Linked DNA regions of Homo sapiens: region 1 is linked to region 2. The links are chromatin loops, found by intact Hi-C in ENCODE. Cell type or tissue: B cell. All regions are shown on one strand. Links, peaks and the distances in the headings refer to the core of each region. The heading gives the core; the rest is flanking DNA.

What was found. A loop is a pair of places that touch in the nucleus more often than their neighbours do. Peaks named below come from ENCODE experiments on the same cell type or tissue, not always from the same donor. Only the 100,000 strongest peaks of a DNase experiment are listed, where the experiment ranks them.
Region 1: a loop joins it to region 2, with 5 times the contacts of the local background. A loop is called at or near these places in 7 of 110 quality-filtered maps.

The regions. Positions count from the first base shown.
Region 1 is chr10:62,537,208-62,546,323 of GRCh38, reverse strand. No RefSeq gene overlaps it. Among named protein-coding and RNA genes, the nearest start is that of ZNF365, 170 kb to the right of the region's middle. In B cell, for the core only: no CTCF peak of the experiment used is centred there; DNase peaks (open chromatin) are centred at 4,293, 5,733 and 7,533; H3K4me3 peaks cover 759 bases; H3K27ac peaks cover 4,757 bases.
Region 2 is chr10:62,488,307-62,497,422 of GRCh38, reverse strand. No RefSeq gene overlaps it. Among named protein-coding and RNA genes, the nearest start is that of ZNF365, 120 kb to the right of the region's middle. In B cell, for the core only: CTCF peaks have their summits at 5,022 and 5,222 (motif pointing left); a DNase peak (open chromatin) is centred at 5,192.

The DNA.
Region 1 (9,116 bases), core at 449-8,448, 49 kb before region 2:
AAAACAATTATGTAAGAGACTATTTAGGTCATGCAGCCTAAATAGATTTTTGTTGGGCTTTGAAACCAAAAACAACAAATAATATTTTTTATTTCCTCATCTAAATAATTTTCATCCCTCTAGGTTGTCATACAATCAATGGAAAGCAAGACATAGTTTCTGTTATGTAATTCAAAGTTTCACAATGGAAACAAATCACTCTCCTATGGAAATTTCCCAAAATATTGCTCTGAAAGAAATAAGTTTTAGAATCTAAATTTATATGTTTCACAGTCTTCTTTGATTCCATTAATTAAATAATTGCTTACCTCTATTGTTTTCCTGGTTAGAAAGAAGGTCATTTAATTGGGTCTTAGTCTATCAGACAAAACCAGCTGGCCCATTGCTGAATTAGAAAAAGAGGAAATACTGACTCAACCCATTTAAGCAGAGAGCAGCGTAGGCAGGGAGGGTCAGCCTTACACATCTTTTATTGCAAAATAGTTCCAATTCTCTTGAGACTGGATGAGTGGGAGAGAATAGATTATACTTCTGAAGTAGAAGCTATCTAAGAGAACGGGAAAATAGCCCTTTGGTTCAGCAAAGGATGGAGAGCCTGCCTTCTACAGAGGCCACCATTTAATCATTTTGGTATCTGTGTGGCACTTGGGGGGGTTTCTAAGCCTTAAGAATTTGAAATCATTAGCACAAAACTGGAACTCATCTTGGCCTTGGCATTTTGTCTTGGGAACAAAATTGGCCCTGAGATCCATAAGTGACTCATTGAGGAAATACTGGGGCATGCTGCACAATGTGAGGGCAATATTTTAACAACAGGCAAACATGTATTACATGAGGAAGAATTATAAATGAAAGGAAAATTAATTAAGGAGTCAAGAAACCAGAGGAAGGATCACAGCAAGAGGCAGATACCATTACCCTGGAAGTGAAACGCCAGCACTTTGGAAACAAAACATATGTGCTAGAATCATCAATGAGCTTGAGACGAGACTTGAGAAATACCCACACCAGTTTGCCTTCACTTCCTTTTGTGCCTTCTGCATGCCAAACAGTTGAATATAAAGTATCCTAATGGATGTAAGAGCATTTTATAAATTAAGTGCTCTGAAAATATATGCCATTATCATCATTATTGAAGAAAAGCAGACCACCGTGTTACTCAAATCATGTCTACTAGCCAAATAGTTTGCCCAGAAGGAAGCTATGAAGCCCTGAACAAAATTGAAAAAAGAGAAAAACAAGGACAACTCATCAATTTTTCAGTGTCTGGTCTTGAACTGGGTTATAGCCTGTTACCAATAAGAATCTCTTTTAACATCAGGATTGGTAGAATTATGGTACCCAGAAAGGAGAATGTTTGTACTTTTCTGCACTGTTTCAGTGGGGCAGAAAGCATCTGAGGCATGGTGCACAGCTCCTAGGCCAGGGCTGGCAAATAAGCAGAGTATTCCCTTTTCCCTCCCATGCTTATGGCAGACAGTGATAATCGATCATGATGCTCTGCTAATCTCACAACAGCCTTAAGAATCTGGTCTACCCAGCTTTCCAGGAAGCTAATATCAACTAATCAGAGTTGGAACACTGAGCTGCAACCTAATTGCCATCTTGGCTCTAGCAGTTAAGAGTGCGATTTTAGGTGTATCCACCTGGCCTGATGGGAGGAGTGGCTCCAAATCTGTGGAGCAGATGAAAAAAAGATATCCATTTAAGGAATTATAATTATGATGATGATAACAGACATGAAGAGCAACAATAATGATACTAGTATCTGCCATTTTGTTATCCCTTACTGGGCTCTACGAATTGGTTGAAGTGCTTCACATGTTATCGTTACCTCCATTTTACATGTGAGAAAACAGAGACAGAGGAAGTTACTAACTTGTCCATACTCAATGGGCTTTAAACCTAGTGCTCTTTGACCCCAGAGCTCACACTGTTACCCAAACCATTAATAGAACTCAGGCACAACCAGGGGCTTTATAACATGGTTAATTATCTGCATCCATTTAGAGCATTCTTTGATGTGAAGAAACTCTCCCCCTCCTTTTCTTGGTGAAGCTGGTGGCTGTGGCTACTTCCTCAGAAGTCAACATTTGCTGGAAGTTTATTGTTACCCTAGACAGGGCAGAAAGAAGTCTCAGTCATCTCAGATTTCAAAGTATTTATTGAAACTCAGCAAAGTTCACAGAGTTTACACAGTTTACACAAATGGCTTTTGCAGGAAATGAAGATGTCATTTCTGTTTTACACGTACCGTTGTCCCCCACCCTACCCCCAACCCTAAGGCATGGCCAATTACCATAGGCGGAGCACATGTATACAGGTCTCAGTCAAAGCAAATCAGCCTTCACATGCAGCGAGAAAACCAGTCAGACTTTTGGGAGTTACAAGAGCTATTTTAGCAAACATTCTCTCGGAAAACGAGAGTTTTATACAGATCCTAGATAATATTCCAGTCTTGGTCACATCCGGGACATGACTTGAGTTTGGTCTTTCCGGAAGCATTATTATGAACATGGGAACATAGCCAGTGGGGGAAAAAAACCCCAAGATTTCACAGCTTTCCAAGTCTTACTTGTGGTGAATAAAGGCAAAATTAAGACAACCAACTTCAAAGTCATGACACATCTCATTTTATCTCTAAAACCCAACATGTTTAGTATTTCCCGCTCTTCAATAAACATTACTCAGAGTGTGATAAAATAGGACACAGAGAATAGCCAACTACCAAGTCATTTTCTTATTACTTAATCTTAGAAGGACCAGGTAAGTTTCTTCTTTTATTTACTTTTTATTTTCTGTATTTAAGGTGTACAGTATGATGCTTTGATATACCTATAGCAAAGCTATTACTACAATCAAGCAAAGGAACATATCCATCATCTTATACAGTTATCTTTCTTATATGTGTGATAAGGGTGCCTAACGCCCACTCTCCAAGCAAATTTCTCATATATAATACAATATTATTAACTATACTTCTCCTGTTGTACTTTAGAGCTCTAAACCTATTCATCCTACATAACTGCAACTTTGTGCCTGCTGACCTACATCTTCCCCTTTCCTCACCCCTGGTAACCACTATTCTACTCCATTTCAATGTATTCAATTCTTTTTTGTTGTTTCCGCATATAAGGGAGGTCATGCAGTATTTTTCTTTCTGTTCCTGGCTTATTTCACTTCTAATGTCAATTAGGTTCATCCATGTTGTCACAAATGGCAAGATCTCTTTCTTTTTTAAGGCTGAATAATATTCCATTGTATATAAATACACCACAATTTTTTTATTAATGCATACATTGACAGACACTTTAGTTGTTCCCATATCTTAGCTACTGTGAATAAGGCTGCCATAAATATGCGAGTGCAGATATGTTTACGATGTAGTGATTTCATTTCCTTTGGGTATATACCCAGAAGAGGGATTGCTGGGTCATGTCCACCACCTCTATTTTTAATTTCTTTAGGAAACTCCATGCTGTTTTCTGCAGTGGGTGAATCAATCTACATTCCCACCAACAGTGTGCTAGGGTTTCCTTTCTTCCCACATTCACCAACACTTATCTTTTGTCTTTTTGATGAAAGCCATCCTAACAGGTATGAAGTGATATCTAGGTAAGTTTCTTCTGATGGAGTGGGCAAAATCGTGTTTAGCAACTTCCATTTTTATTTGTGTTCTCTTCCTTTCTGAATGTTCCTCATCTCTGCCCAGCACCCTGAACACCTCTGAACCCCATCATTCTTTGCTGCTTCTAATCCCTTTTTCTATCTCACCTTTAATGTTCCTGCCAAAACTTGTCTTTCTTGGATCTCTTTTTCTCTAGGTCCTGCTCTTTGCTAAAAGGCCAAAAAGTTAAATCTAGCCAAAATATTAATCCAGATTTAATAATCCTGATATTTCTAGCAACATGTCAGGGCTGGTGGGAGAATGAGTTGGAGTAGGAGAAAAGGGCTTGCAGATTCTCACCTAAAGAATTAAACCAGGCAGGCATTTCCTCTGCCTATGAATAAGGAGAGCACCAATGCCTACCTTACAGGTGAACTGAGGTGAATTCTAACACTGAATTTTGTAAACTCAAGTGAGAAAAGAGATAAAACAAACATTTCCTACCTAAGCACACCTTGATCCGCTTCTCCCAACCATCTTACACCTCTAACTGAAAATGATGCACACAGCTAATAAGCTAGAGGCAAAGGTTGCTACCAACCCTACCAACCCCAAGTAGAGGGCAGCTTCTTCGAGTCTGTGTTGCAGTGTGGAAAGCGGCAGTCCCTGTCATGCTTGCTGGCGACATCTGTGGCTGTAGTGGCGGTTGAACCAATAAGAGGAACAATTACAAGGTCCTGCTGACGTCAATACTTGGAAAAGAGCTTTGCCTGTTTTAAAAAGCTGCTATCCATTGTATTAAGCAACATCACTTACAGTAATCGAGGTGATCTATATTTATAATAATAATCAGGGTGCTTGCAATGTGTGCTCCTGCTTCACAAGTGCATAAAAGCAACAAGCTAACCAGAGTTGCTTTGCTCAGAAAAGTTATTCTAGGAGGCTTTTTTTCTGCTCCTCTTGCTTCCCTCTGCCTTCCTCTTGTTCCTTATCTTGATTACTTTTTCTTGTCTTTGAGCCCAGATTATATATGTATTAGTCTGTGCTTGCATTGCTATAAAGAAATACATGAGACTGGGTAATTTATAAAGAAAAGATGCTTAATTGGCTCATAGTTCTGCAGGCTGTACTGTAAGCATGACGCTGGCATCTGCTGGCTTCTGGAGAGGCCTCAGGAAACTTAGACAATCATGGCAGAAGGCGAAGGGGGAGCAGGCACATCATATGGCCACAGCAGGCACATCACATGAGCAGAGCGGGAATGACAGAGTGAGGGGGAAAGTGCTACACATTTTTAAATGACCACATCTCACAGGAACTCACTCACTATCATGAGGATAGTACAAAGATGATGGGGCTAAATCATTCACAAGAAATCTTCCCCCGTGGTCCAATCACCTCCCACCAGTCCTCACCTCCAACACTGGAAATTACAATTCAATATCAGATATGGGTGGGGACACAGATCCACACCATATCCATATGGTTCTGCAGGCTGTACAGGAATACATAGACATATATAATACACACACACACACACACACACACACACACACACACATATATATATATATAAAATCTCGATGAAGAAAATCTTGATAGATATTTTTAAATAGTTATGGACATGTACCCAGAGAGCATTCATTACACAGCCAAAAATGAGAAAGGAGCTGGAGGTGGGGTGGGAGTGAAAGGAAGACTGTGTTTTGTATCAAACATACCTAAATTCAATTTACTTCATCCATTTCTGTAACTAAATATAAACCTCAAGGACTTGTGTTCTTTGTGCAAATACTAACATGCCAGCAAAAGAACATATTTGTAGCATGCTTTTTAAATCTCTCACAACGCAGGTGTCATTTCTATGTTGCTAGGGGAGAAACTAAGGCTGCAAGAGGTAAATAGCTGCCATTTCTTGAACACTCCTATGTCGGGGATACATGAAGCATTTTACATACACGTGACAAAATTTTATAAGGTAGATTCTGCTATTGATCTCATTTTACAGAAGAGGAAACAGATTCAAAGCTAGAAGGCAGGGTGGAGCCAAGATTCAAATGCAAGCATGTTGAGTTGGAATCCAGGGCTCTTTCCCACTTAGCACGGGTGCTTTGTGGGATACTTCTGTAAAAATTCTTCTGTAGTCCAAGTCAGGGGACTTGCATTCAAATCCCACTAGTGTCTCTTATTAAATATGTGTCTTGTTGTCAAGTTACTTAATCACTCTCTTCTAAAAAAAGCTCACACTCACATGATACTGTTTCAGTTCTGCCTGTTTTTATGTTTCACAATGTATTGTTTTCTTCATGAGTGATATTTCCTCCTTTAAAAATATTTGAAATACTAAGTATGAATTTTTGCTCTATTTTCTTTATTTTTAAAGTTAACATCCGATAAAATTGATTTTTTGGATGTAGAGTTAACACATACATAGATTATATATGTTATATAGAGAGACGCTATATATGTTTACATATATATACACATATGTGTATATACACATATATGCATGTGTATATTATTTATATATACATATGTATGCATATACATGTACAACTACATATGTGTATATACATATATGTGTATAAACATGTACATATACATGTACGTGTATATATGTATGTATATTTACACACACACATATATAGATTCATGTAAACCTTCACCACAAACAGGACACAGAACAGATCCATCACTGCCAAAATTCCCTGTGCTGCTCCTTTTTTAGACACATCCTCCTCCTGTCCATAGCCTCTGACAACCATTGATCTTTTCTCCATCACTGTAGTTTTGTGTTTTCCAGATGTCATACAAATGGAATCATATAGTAGGTAGCCATTTGAAACTGATTCCTTTTTTTTAAGTTTTGTGGTATTTTATTTCATTTATTTATTTATTTATTTATTTATTTATTTATTTATTTATTTTTGAAACGGAGTCTCCCTCTGTCGCCCAGGCTGGAGTGCAGTGGAGTGATCTTGGCTCACTGCAAGCTCCGCCTCGCATGTTCAAGCGATCCTCATGCTTCCGCTTCCCAAGTAGCTGGGATTACAGGTGTGCACCACCGTGCTGGGCTAATTTTTGTATTTTTAGTAGAGACAGAGTTTCACCATGTTGGCCAGGCTGGTCTTGAACTCCTGACGTCAAGTGATCTGCCCGCCTCAGCCTCCCAAAGTGCTGGGATTACAGGAGTGAGCCACCGCACCTGACCATTTTATTTTATTTTTAATTGACAAATAATAATTATAGACCAGGTACAATGCCATGTCATGAATTATTGTAGAGTGATTAAATCTAGCTAATTAACATTATTCATCATTTCATATACTTATCATTTTTTTGCGTGGTGAAAACATTTAAAATTAACCCTTTCAGCAGTTTTGAGATATATGAACTTTATCATTAGCTATGAGTCACCATGCTGTGCAATAGATCCTGAAACTTATTCCTGCTGGTCTAACGGAAACTTTGTACCCTTTGACAATTATCTTCCCTTTCCTATCCTCACCCTTCCCTTTCCGCCTACCAGCCTCTGGTAATCACCATTCCACTTGCTACTTCTATGAGTTTTAGTTTTTTAGGTTCCATAGACAAATAAGGTCATTCAGTATTTGTCTTTCTGTGCCTGGCTTATCTCACTTAACATGTCATCCAGGTTCATCCATGTTGTTGCAGATGACAGAATTTTCTTATTTTTTAAGGCTGAGTAGTATTTCATTGTGTATTATAAACTACATTTTCTTTATCCATTCATCTGTTGGTGGACACAGTTTGCTTCCATATCTTGGCTATCGTGAATAACGCTGCAATAAACATGGAAGTGCAGATACTGCTTTGACATACTGATTTCAATTCCTTTGGATACATACTCAGAAGTGGGGTTGCTGGTGAGATCATACGGTAATTATATCTTTAATCTTTTGAGGAACTTCTATGCTGTTTTTCCATAATGGCTGTACTAATTTACGTTCACACCAACAGTGTAGCAAGGTTCCTTTTTCTCCACATCCTCTCTAAAACTTATCTTGCGTTTTTGATAGTAGCCATTCAAACAGGTGTGAGGAGATATTCTATTGCGACTTTAATTTGTATTTCCCTGATGATTAGTGATATTGAGCACATTTTCATATATCTGTTGGCCATTTGTATGTGAGACTGATTTCTTTCATTCAGCAAGATGCCTTTGATAGTGATGCATGTTGTTGCAAGTATCAAGCATTCATTCCTTTCTATTGCTGGGTAATATTTTATCATCTGGATGTACCACAGTTTGTTTATCCATTGACCTGTTTCAAGGCATTTGAGCTGTTTCCAGTTTTTGGTACTTATGACTAGAGCTACTGTAAACATTCATATGCAGATTTTTGTGTGAAATATAGTTTTCATTTTTCTAGGGTAAATACCTAGGAGTGGGATTGCTGGGCCATAAGTTAAGCATATGTTTAATTTTATAAGAAACTGGCAAGCTGTTTTCCATAGTGCCTATAACATTTCTCATTCCTTTCACTAATATATGACAGTTCCAGCTGCTTTGCATCATTCTCAGAATTTGGTATTGTCGATATTTTTTATTTCAGCCATTCTAACAGGTTTGTGGTGGTATCATCAAGGCTTTAATTTGCATTTCCATAATAACTAATGGTGTTCAGCATCTCTCCCTGTGCTTATTTACCTTCTGTATATTCTCTTTGGTTAAGTGTGGTTCAAATTCTTTGCCTATTTTTAATTGGGTAGCTTATTTTCTTACTATTAAGTTTTGACAGTCTTTATATACAAGTTCTTTGTCATATACGTGACAAATATTTCTCTTAATATATAACTTGCCTATAATTATTCTCTTTTAGTATTTTGCAGAGGAAAAGTTTTTAATGTTGATGTAGTCCAGTTTATTCTTTTTTTAAAAAAATGGATCATGTTTTTGGTGTCACATCTAAGAAGGCTTTGCCTAACCCCAAGATTTATAGATTTATAGCTAAGTATTTATTTTATTTTATTTTATTTTTTGGAGCTGTGGTAATTGCTATTGATAAATATTCTCTTGTGTTTTCTTTCACAATTTTTATAGCTTTATATAAAATTTATCATCCATTTTTTTCCCTCCAACTTTTATTTTAGGTTCAGGGAGTACATGTGCGAGTTTGTTACATGGGTAAATTGCATGTCCCTGGGGTTTGGTATACAAATTATTTTGTCCTCAGGTAGTTTTTGGATCCTCACCCTCCTTTGTCCTCCACTCTCAAGTAAACCCCTGTGTCTGTTGTTCCCTTCGTTGTGTCCATGTGTACTCCAAGTTTAGCTCCCACTTAGTGAGAACATGCAGTATTTGGTTTTCTGTTCCTGTGCTAATTTGCTTGGGATAATGGCCTCCTGCTCCATTTGCATTGCTGCGAAGGACATGATTTTAATCTATTTAATGGCTGCATAGTATTCCATGGTATATATGTACTACTTTTTTTTTTATCCAGTTCACTGCTGATGAGCATCTAGGTTGAATCCATGTCTTTGCTAC
Region 2 (9,116 bases), core at 343-8,342:
TAGATCCCAGGTAAATGTTAAATTCTTGTGAGAAGTTGATTTTAGACTTTCAGCGTTTAACAAATGAGAATATTTGAGGATATGAGATATACGCAAGTGGGAAGAGGAAGGATGAGCACTTGATACATGTTAGCTCATTGAAGCCCACCTCTCAGTCCGCTTTCTTAAGATACATATTTTTTCAGTGAGATCCAGAGAGGTTAAAGAACATGCTCAGCTAATAAGCAGTGAAGCTGAGATTTGATTCCTAGGACTTCAAAGTCTGTTCTCTTTCATCTGCCCTCCACTGCTGAAAGATTATGATGCAATAATTCTTTCTAGGAAAGAAGAAAAGAATTAAATCCTAAGCGATGTATTTAAGTATTCAAGGTTTGTGCCAAACCTACCTTTCCAAACACATCCCTTGCTCTTTTCTTTGATAAAGCTTCTCTAGCCAGTCGGATCTTTCACTGTGCTCTGAATCAGCCAGCTATCACTCAAAGGCACTTATAATCTAGTTAAGGAAATATATATGCACAGTGAGAATAAATAAAAGAAGGAGGAGTGACCAAATTTCTTTTTTCAGAAAGTGCTGATTTTCACAATAAATCAGTTTTTTTCTCATTGTAAACCTCAAAGACTTTCAGTAAAACAATTAACATGCACGGAGGCATTTGTTCTTGTATGGCTGAATAGACATACCAAGTCCAAAATTTATTGCCTAATACTTTTCAGACAACTTTCACTCCTCTCCTATCTGTCTCTTCCACCCATTTATCCAGTGTTGAAACAAGAGGACAGGGGAAATGGGATGCTCCATTTATTTCATTTTAGGTGGATAAATGATTTTTTTTTTTTTTTGAGATGGAGTCTCACACTGTCACCCAGTCTGGAGTGCAATGGCGCAATCTCGGCTCACTGCAACCTCCGCCTCCCAGGTTCAAGCCATTCTCCTGCCTCAGCCTCTCGAGTAGCTGGGATTACAGGTGCCCACCACCACACCCAGCTAATTTTTTGTATTTTCAGGAAATACGGGGTTTCACAATGTTGGCCAGGCTGGTCTTGAACGCCTGACCTCGTGATCCACCCTCCTCGGCCTCCCAAATGATTTTAACATTGACTTAACCTTGCCCTCTATACAAAGTTAATGAAGTTTAGGGGAGGAATGGTAGCTATAAAGATATTGAGAGAATAGATAAAACTTCATTATTGACTATGAATTACATGATGGTATTGTATCAAAGTTAAGTAGCTGATTTTGATGATGATACTGTGGATAGATAAGAGAATGTCCTAATTCTTAGAAAATTCACCCTGAAGTATTGGAGTAAAAGGGGAATGATATCTCCAACTTAGTCTCAAGTGGTTCAGAGAAAAAGAATATGAGAGAGCATAGGAGAAAGTGGCGGTGGGAGGGAGAAAGAAAGAGGGAGATGGAGGGAGAACTAGAAAGCAAATATGGCAAAATATACACAGCGGATGAATCGGAGGAAAGAAAATTCCTCATGTGTCCTTTTTCTAATGTTTCTCTAAATTTCAAGTTATATCAAAGTAAAAGGTTGCAAATAAAAATGTTCACGGAATTAGTTTCAGGATCTCCTGGGGAAAATGTAACTGACAATTTGGGAGGGAAATAGCTTTAGAGAAATCCCAGGCAAACCCCTTCGGTTTAGAGATGGGGAAGCTGAGGCCCAGAGCTGGGTCAGTGCCTGGATGAAGAGCTGTCAGAGGCACACAGCAGCAGCATCCAGCTCACAGACTTCTGAGGGGTATCCTTCAACTGTGCTGCCTGTTTTTCTCATACACTTTTTCTTGACTAGTTTAAATCCCCTTTGATTACCTTCTCTGACTTTCTCAACTTCCCTCAAATCATTTTTATACACTTCTCCAAAAGCGTATTCCCTGCATGGCACACTAATTCTGCAGGATTTTAATAGATTTAATAGATGTTATATAAAGAAGTCTGTGCCCAAATAAGCTTGGGAAATATAGGGTCAAACAAGGTAAAACAGATTTCTTTAGTGGAGGACTTCTCAGGGCCTTTACGATGCTAATGTGCACATTGTAGGAGAGGAGGGCGAGTGTAATATGCCACATTTTCCAAATATATTTGGACAAGGGAGCCTCTTTTTTTGTGGAGTCTCAGGGGCTACACATTCCAACACATTTTAGAAAATAGGTGGAGCAGGATAGAGCAGCCAATGAGTCACGACTAAATGCTCCATGACAGATGTCACGTGTCGTTTCTTTCATTCAGCATCATGAAACTCCAATGTTTCCTGCACTGTTGCGACTTCTTACATGGTGCTGCTAAAACAGGGACAGTTTATAGGGCTAAGTCCTAATTCTTACTTTGAATTGACAAACTACATCTTTGGACAAATCAGCAAATCCCTTTGAGTCTGTTTCTTCATCTGTGAAAGAGAGGTGGTATCCAGGAACAGAAAACCAAACACCGCATGTTCTCACTCATAAGTGGGAGTTGAACAATGAAAACACATGGACACAGGGAGGGGAACATCACACACCGGGGCCTGTCAGGGGTTGGGGGCAAGGGGAGGGAGAGCATTGGGACAAACAGCTAATGCATGTGGAGCTTAAAACCTAGATGACGGGTTGATACATGCAGCAAATCACCATGGCATATGTATACCTATGTAACAAACCTGCATGTTCTGCACATGTATCCCAGAACTTAAAATAAAAAAGAAAGAGAAGTGGTATCTGTATTACAGAGTGCTTTGTGGGTAATGAATGTGATTTGTGGAAGTTCTTCATACTCTATAAGTGGACCACTGCTTAAATGTAAATGTAGCATATGACTTGTAGCACTAAAGGTGGGGAGCTCACTGAAAAAAAAAATCAAGTAAAATACCATTGCAAACTGTGGAGGACTATAAAGAAGGTGGTTTACATAACAGTAATCTGGCAGAAGGGGTTTAGGGAGAATTGTGTGTGCAATTCCAGATTTGGTAACAACCACGTTTGCAAGTCTATTTGAAAAGCAAAGAATGGGATAAGAATTGGCAGATGCTCCGAATTAAGATACAAATGGAGAATTACAAGTATTGAATTTGATTTATCATTCATTGACAAGAAGGACTGATGTGAGGCTTCTGTCAACATTTCAAATAATATATATGTACACACATACACACATATACACACACACACACACAAACATATATATATATATATATATATATATATATAGAGAGAGAGAGAGAGAGAGAGAGAGAGAGAGACTTACTATTGCCCAGGCTGGAGTGCAGTGTCATGATTATGACTCACTGCAGCCTCAACCTCCTTGGATTAAGCAATCCCCCCACCTCAGCCTCCCAAGTAGCTGGGGCTAAAGGCATGTGCCACCACACCAGGCTAATTTGCTGTTGTTGTTATTGTTGTTGTTGTTTAGAAATGGTGTCTCCATTTGTTGCCCAGTCTGGTCTCAAATTCCTGGGCTCAAGTGATCCTCCCATCTCACTTGAGTGTTGGGATTACAAGTGTGAGCTCCTGGACCCAGCTTTGATATTTTCACTAAAAAGCCTCAATTTCCTAAAAGGCAGCCAGCTCTTTACCTAGGGCAGAGGAGCTTTCCTTGCATTTAGCCCATATTGGAAGAATTGTAGTGACTTCAATTACCCAGCACATGTCCTCACCTGCATTAAGCCCCACATTCAGCCAAAGACACCATGGCAGTGTTTCCTAGGTCCCATCACAGCCATAATTTCTTATCAACATACCTCCCAATACATAAGCTAGTTCTGCTGTGGTTTTATTAATATTCCATGGATGCAAAACATCTCACCAATCTCAAAATTCTTTTACATAAATTACGAATGTATCCCTCTTCTCAACTGTTCTTTGAGGTGGACTTGACTGATAACTGCTATTCCCATTGTAGAGAGGAGGACACGAAGGCTCTGGATAGTAAGTGCAGTCTTTCCCTAAATGGAGGTCACAGTGCTGAGATGAGGCTACTCTGACTCCTGGTCCCACACCCCTGCCTGCCTCTAACTCTGTGCCAGTGTTTTGCCCACAGGTCAGAGGCAGGATTGATAAGAGAGCTAGTCCCTCATTTTAGCAAAAAAGGTGGTCATTTCTCCAGTAGTCCTCAGTGTTTCCCTACATATCTCTCTACCTGGGCATTTCAATGGCAAAAACTGTACCATTGAAGAATCTTCCTGTCTTATTCCTTTCCTTGAAGTCCTGTCTTACCTGGCAAAATCTTTCGGAAGGCCACACCTGAAACAGACCTACAAGGAGGTGAGAGGAGAAAGTCATTGGCAAAGACACTCTCAGTAGGGGCTAAGAACAGACCAGAACTCTGGGAGTGGAGGAAGGGAAAGCTAGGCTGAATAAGGAGGGAAGAGAGTGGCTTGGACCACTTGGGCCTTCTTCCCCGTGGTCAAAAAGAAGCCCAGGCGTTGCAAAGGCTCCCATGTGCATGTGCACTAGATGAATTTGGCTGGAGCCGCTTCTCTAAGGTGCTGCTGCTCTGGGATCCAGGAAGTATCTGCTTGCACATGTGAGTTCCAGAGAGAATGGGAGGCTTTTATGAAAGCTCAGAATCCTGCAGAACACAGAAGGCCACAAGCCCAGTAAAGGAAGTGGTGGAAACAATTAAGAAATCTAAGCAGAAATGGTTGCTAGAGAGAGGGCCACAACTGGTCTTTCGACCACATCCGATATTTCCTTCAAATTGTTATGCAGGACAGTAATTGTCTCCTGGGAGGGCAAGAGGCAAACTAGGCTGGGCTGGCCTTTAATAGGTTTCAACAGCAAAGCACCCTCATAAATAGTGCATATTGTGAAACCAGAATTTTCTCCTTTTCCAGTGGATCTCTCCCAACTCTCCTCCTTTAATTAAAGAAACATGGCTTACCAAGAAACAAATACCTCTTTTCATAAAGCATTAAGTATGGATTAAGAGGGAAGAAAAAAAAAGAGAATTCTGTGTTGAGGAAGGGAGCGTTCAATAAACCATTCATGCAGAGGCTGTGATATGTAGATAATTCCATGTTTATAATTGTCGATACTACTTGGTGATTCCTGGCATCACCTGGCTGACATGACAAAATCATGCCCTTGATGTCCATGGCTAGCCTGGAATTAGAATGCACTCACCTAGAATCAGTCTGGAGAGAACCTTTGTTTTCCTGAGTCCTAGTTTCTCACCAATCCCATTTGCTACCTGCACCAACCTGTCCAAGTTTGTTCACAACGCATTTTCTTGTGCCATCTGGTGGATTTCAAGTGAATTTGCAGCAGGAGCTAAAATAGAGTCTCACTTATTTGTTAATTTGTTTCATTTCAGAATTCACTGCAGAGTACCTTGATGACACCTCTAAAGGCTTATTTTCTTGCTCTTTTCTAATCAATTTTTCATACATCTATTTTAACTTTTTCAAAATTATTTGTATTTTTAAATCAGTAAATCAAGCATCTGGCATAAAATTCAAAAGGCACATAGGTTGAAAATAAGTCTGCCTAAGCTACCCAGTTCCTATTCTAAGAGGTAACCACCCTTTACATTATTCCAGGAAAGTACATCACACATGTGTGTCTTTAACAAATATTAGCACATTCTACACATTGGTTTGTTTGGTTTTTTTGTTTTTCACTTAACATATCTTGGAGAACTTTCCATATCAGTGTATAACACTGCTTCATTGTTTTAGACAGTTGTGTAATGCTTACTTGCATGTTGTAATATATATTACTCAACCAGGCCCTTTTCTATAGGTGATTAGTTTTTAATCTCTTGCTATTCAAAATAGTTCTGCATACAAAAGAAGCAGGATTAAAAAACAAAAACAAACAACAACAACAACAACAAAATACTGCAATAAATACCCATACATATATATATATATATATATATAGTTACCACTCCAATGCAGGTATATCTGTAGGAAAAGTCCTAGAAGTGGATTTTCTAAATCAAAGAGCATTAGAGGCCCTTTAATTGTAACCAGGCATTCTCAAATCACTCTTCCAAGAGGTAGCAACAGTTTATACTTCAATTAGCAAAGTATGAGCATGCCTGTCGTCCTAGATACTAGCCAAAGGTGTTATCAAACTTTTTGATCTTTTCCCATATGATAAGTGAAAAACAATATTACATTATAGTTTTACAATTTTTTTATTTGTAGTGAGATTGAGAATCAATTCATACATTTTAAAACATTTATATTTTCTTTTACCTGCTCATTTATTTTCTTTTGCCATTTTTTATTGAGTTGTTGATTTGCTTATTTATTTGTGGGAGCTCTTTGTATATTAATAAAGTTACTCCTCAGTTATATCAGTTGAAAATTTTTCCCAATCTGTCATTTATATTTTCTCTTTCTTTAGAATATTTTTTGTTTCCATGAAGATGTCTTTTTATTTTATTGTCAAACTTGTCTATCCACTGAACATTAGAAAAGTTTGTACAATTTAAATATATTAAAAACTATTAGTATTTTTATTAGGATTGCAGTATGCATCTAGATTAATGGATAATTATCATCTGTATAATCTTGTTCAGGGATGTACCATGTTTTCCACTTGTTAAGGTGGTCTTTTATGGCCTCTGATAGTGTTGTAAAGTTTTCCCTATGTAAGTTTTATACTTTTGTGTGTGCTGTTTTTTCCCAGGTCTTTTATCTTTTTAGTTGTTATTATAAAAGAGATCTTTTTGCCATTATATGTTCCAATGAGGTTTCAGATATCAAAAGACTACTGATTTCTGTATATCAATACTGTGCCTAAAAACTTAACTGCGTTCTCTTAGTGTTTTAAAATTTTTCAGATTAGGCGTGGTGGCTCACACCTGTAATCCAACACTTTGGAAAGATCACTTGAGACCAGGAATTTGCTTGAGCCCAAGAGTTTGAGACCAGCCTGGGCAACACGATAAGTCCCCATCTCTACTGAAAAAATAAAATTAGCTTGCCATGGTGGTATACACCTGTAATCTCAGCTACTTGGGAGGCTCACTTCAGCCCAGGAGTTCCAGACTGCAGTGAGCTATGATTGCTTCACTGCATTCCAGCCTGGGCATTGGTTGATTGTCTTGGGTTTTTCAGGTAAACAATCATATTGTCTGCAAATAATAATTTTATGCTGGCTTTGGACTTATACTGATATAGACATTATAGATGTATTTTACTATGTTAAGGAATTTTTCACTTATTTTTATTTTATTGTGGTGTTTAAAATCAGGAATTGATATGATCATCAACTATCAATTCTCAGCTTCAGCCTACTGGACCTATCAGCAGCACGTGGCACTGATATTCCAGAGGCATCCTCCCCTGGAATACACTCTCCTCACTTGGTCTCTAGGTCACCACTTCCCTTGGTTTTCATCCTCTCTCATTAATCATCCCCTCTTAATTTCATATCCTAGTTCCCCCTTGTGTTCCTTATGTCTCAGTGTTTAAGACTCTGGAGTTTATTCTTTAAAATTCTTATTTCTCTGATGATTTCATCCTAGTCTCAGGGGCCTTACATGACCATCATCAATGACTCCCACATTGAAATCCCAGCCCAGATCTGCCTCCTGAACTCCAGGTTCCTACATCCAGCATCACCACTTGATGTCTCATGGATATCTCAAAATGAACACACCCAAAACTGAGCTCTTGGTCTTGCCCTCCAGACCACCTGCAGCCCTTCCTGCCTCACTAATGCACTGTTCTTTCAGGTGCCCAGGCCCTAAGCCCTGGAGATATCCTTGATTCCCTTTTTCTTCTAACATTGTTCAATACACTGGGAAATACTGTTGGTTTCACCCTCAAATGTATCCCAGAATCTGACTGCTTCCCACCATCTCCTCTTCTACTGCCCTTGCCCAAACCTCTATCACCACTTCCCTGGATTGCTGCCACAGTTTCCCAGTGGGTCTTCCTTTTCCCACCCTTGGCCATTCAACAGCCTATTCTCAACACAGCAGCTAGAGATTCATTAAAACATAAGCAGGTCACAGTGGCTCCTCTTCTCAGAGCTTTGCAGGGCTTCTGTATTCACTCAGAATAAAATCAAAGAACACACAAGGGCCTATAAAGCCCTATGCGATCACCTCACTTTAACAGCCCATTACCTTCCTGACCTCAGACTTCATCTCTTATTTCTCACCCCATGCTCACTCCACTCCAGCTGCTCTGCTGCACCTTGAACATGCTGTACATGCTCCCTTCTAGGGCACTTGCACTGGCATTCTCTCTTCCTAGAAAAGACTTTGTTCAAAATGTGGAAGTCTGAATCTCTTACCTCCTCCACATCTGCCCAGATCTTATCAGCTCAATGAGGCCTGCTGTGAAGCCCTTTCTAAAAATTGTACCCTACATACCCACCTCACTCTAAAACTTCCAGTGCCCCTTCCTTGCCTCTGTTTTTCCCATAATACTTGTCATATCCTATTCTATCGTTCAATTATATATTATGCTTATCATTTTTATCTGTTTCTTCCAAATGGAATGTAAACTCAATGAGTACGAGAATCACGGCTTGTTTATTTACAGATTTGAATACTTAAAACAGTGCTTGACATATAATAGGCACTTAGTATTTGTTGAATGAACAAATGTATGATCGGCAGGCTCTTCTTCATGGTTTATTTTGTCCAAGATATTATTCAGGATATCTTGCATCCCTGACTCTGATGGTCTAGGTCATTCCCAGTGCAGCCTCTTTCCTTGCAGGGCCCTTGGAACACTGAGCCCCAGCCATGCCTTCTCAATCTTAGATTGCTCAAGCTCCACCCCGCACCAGGCCACTGTGTTCAACAAACTGTGGACACAGTCTCCCAGGGAAGCCCCTCTTGTCCGACTTGAGATAAGAGTGCCCATCTCGCTGTGCCCAAAATGATGGAGACAGGAGAGATTCATCTTCCAAAGCAATTCTTTCTCTAATTTCCAAGATCACTCTTGACATCTCCCTCTTCATTTAAAGACTAGAGTTGTGGCCAGGTGCTGTGGCTCACACCTGTAATCCTAGCACTTTGGGAGGCCAAGGTGGGTGGATCACCTGTAGCTCAGGAGTTTGAGGCCAGCCTGGCTAACATGGTGAAACCCCATATCTACTAAAAATACAAAAAAAAAAAATAGCTTTGTGTGGTGGTGGGCGCCTGTAATCCCAGCTACTCGGCA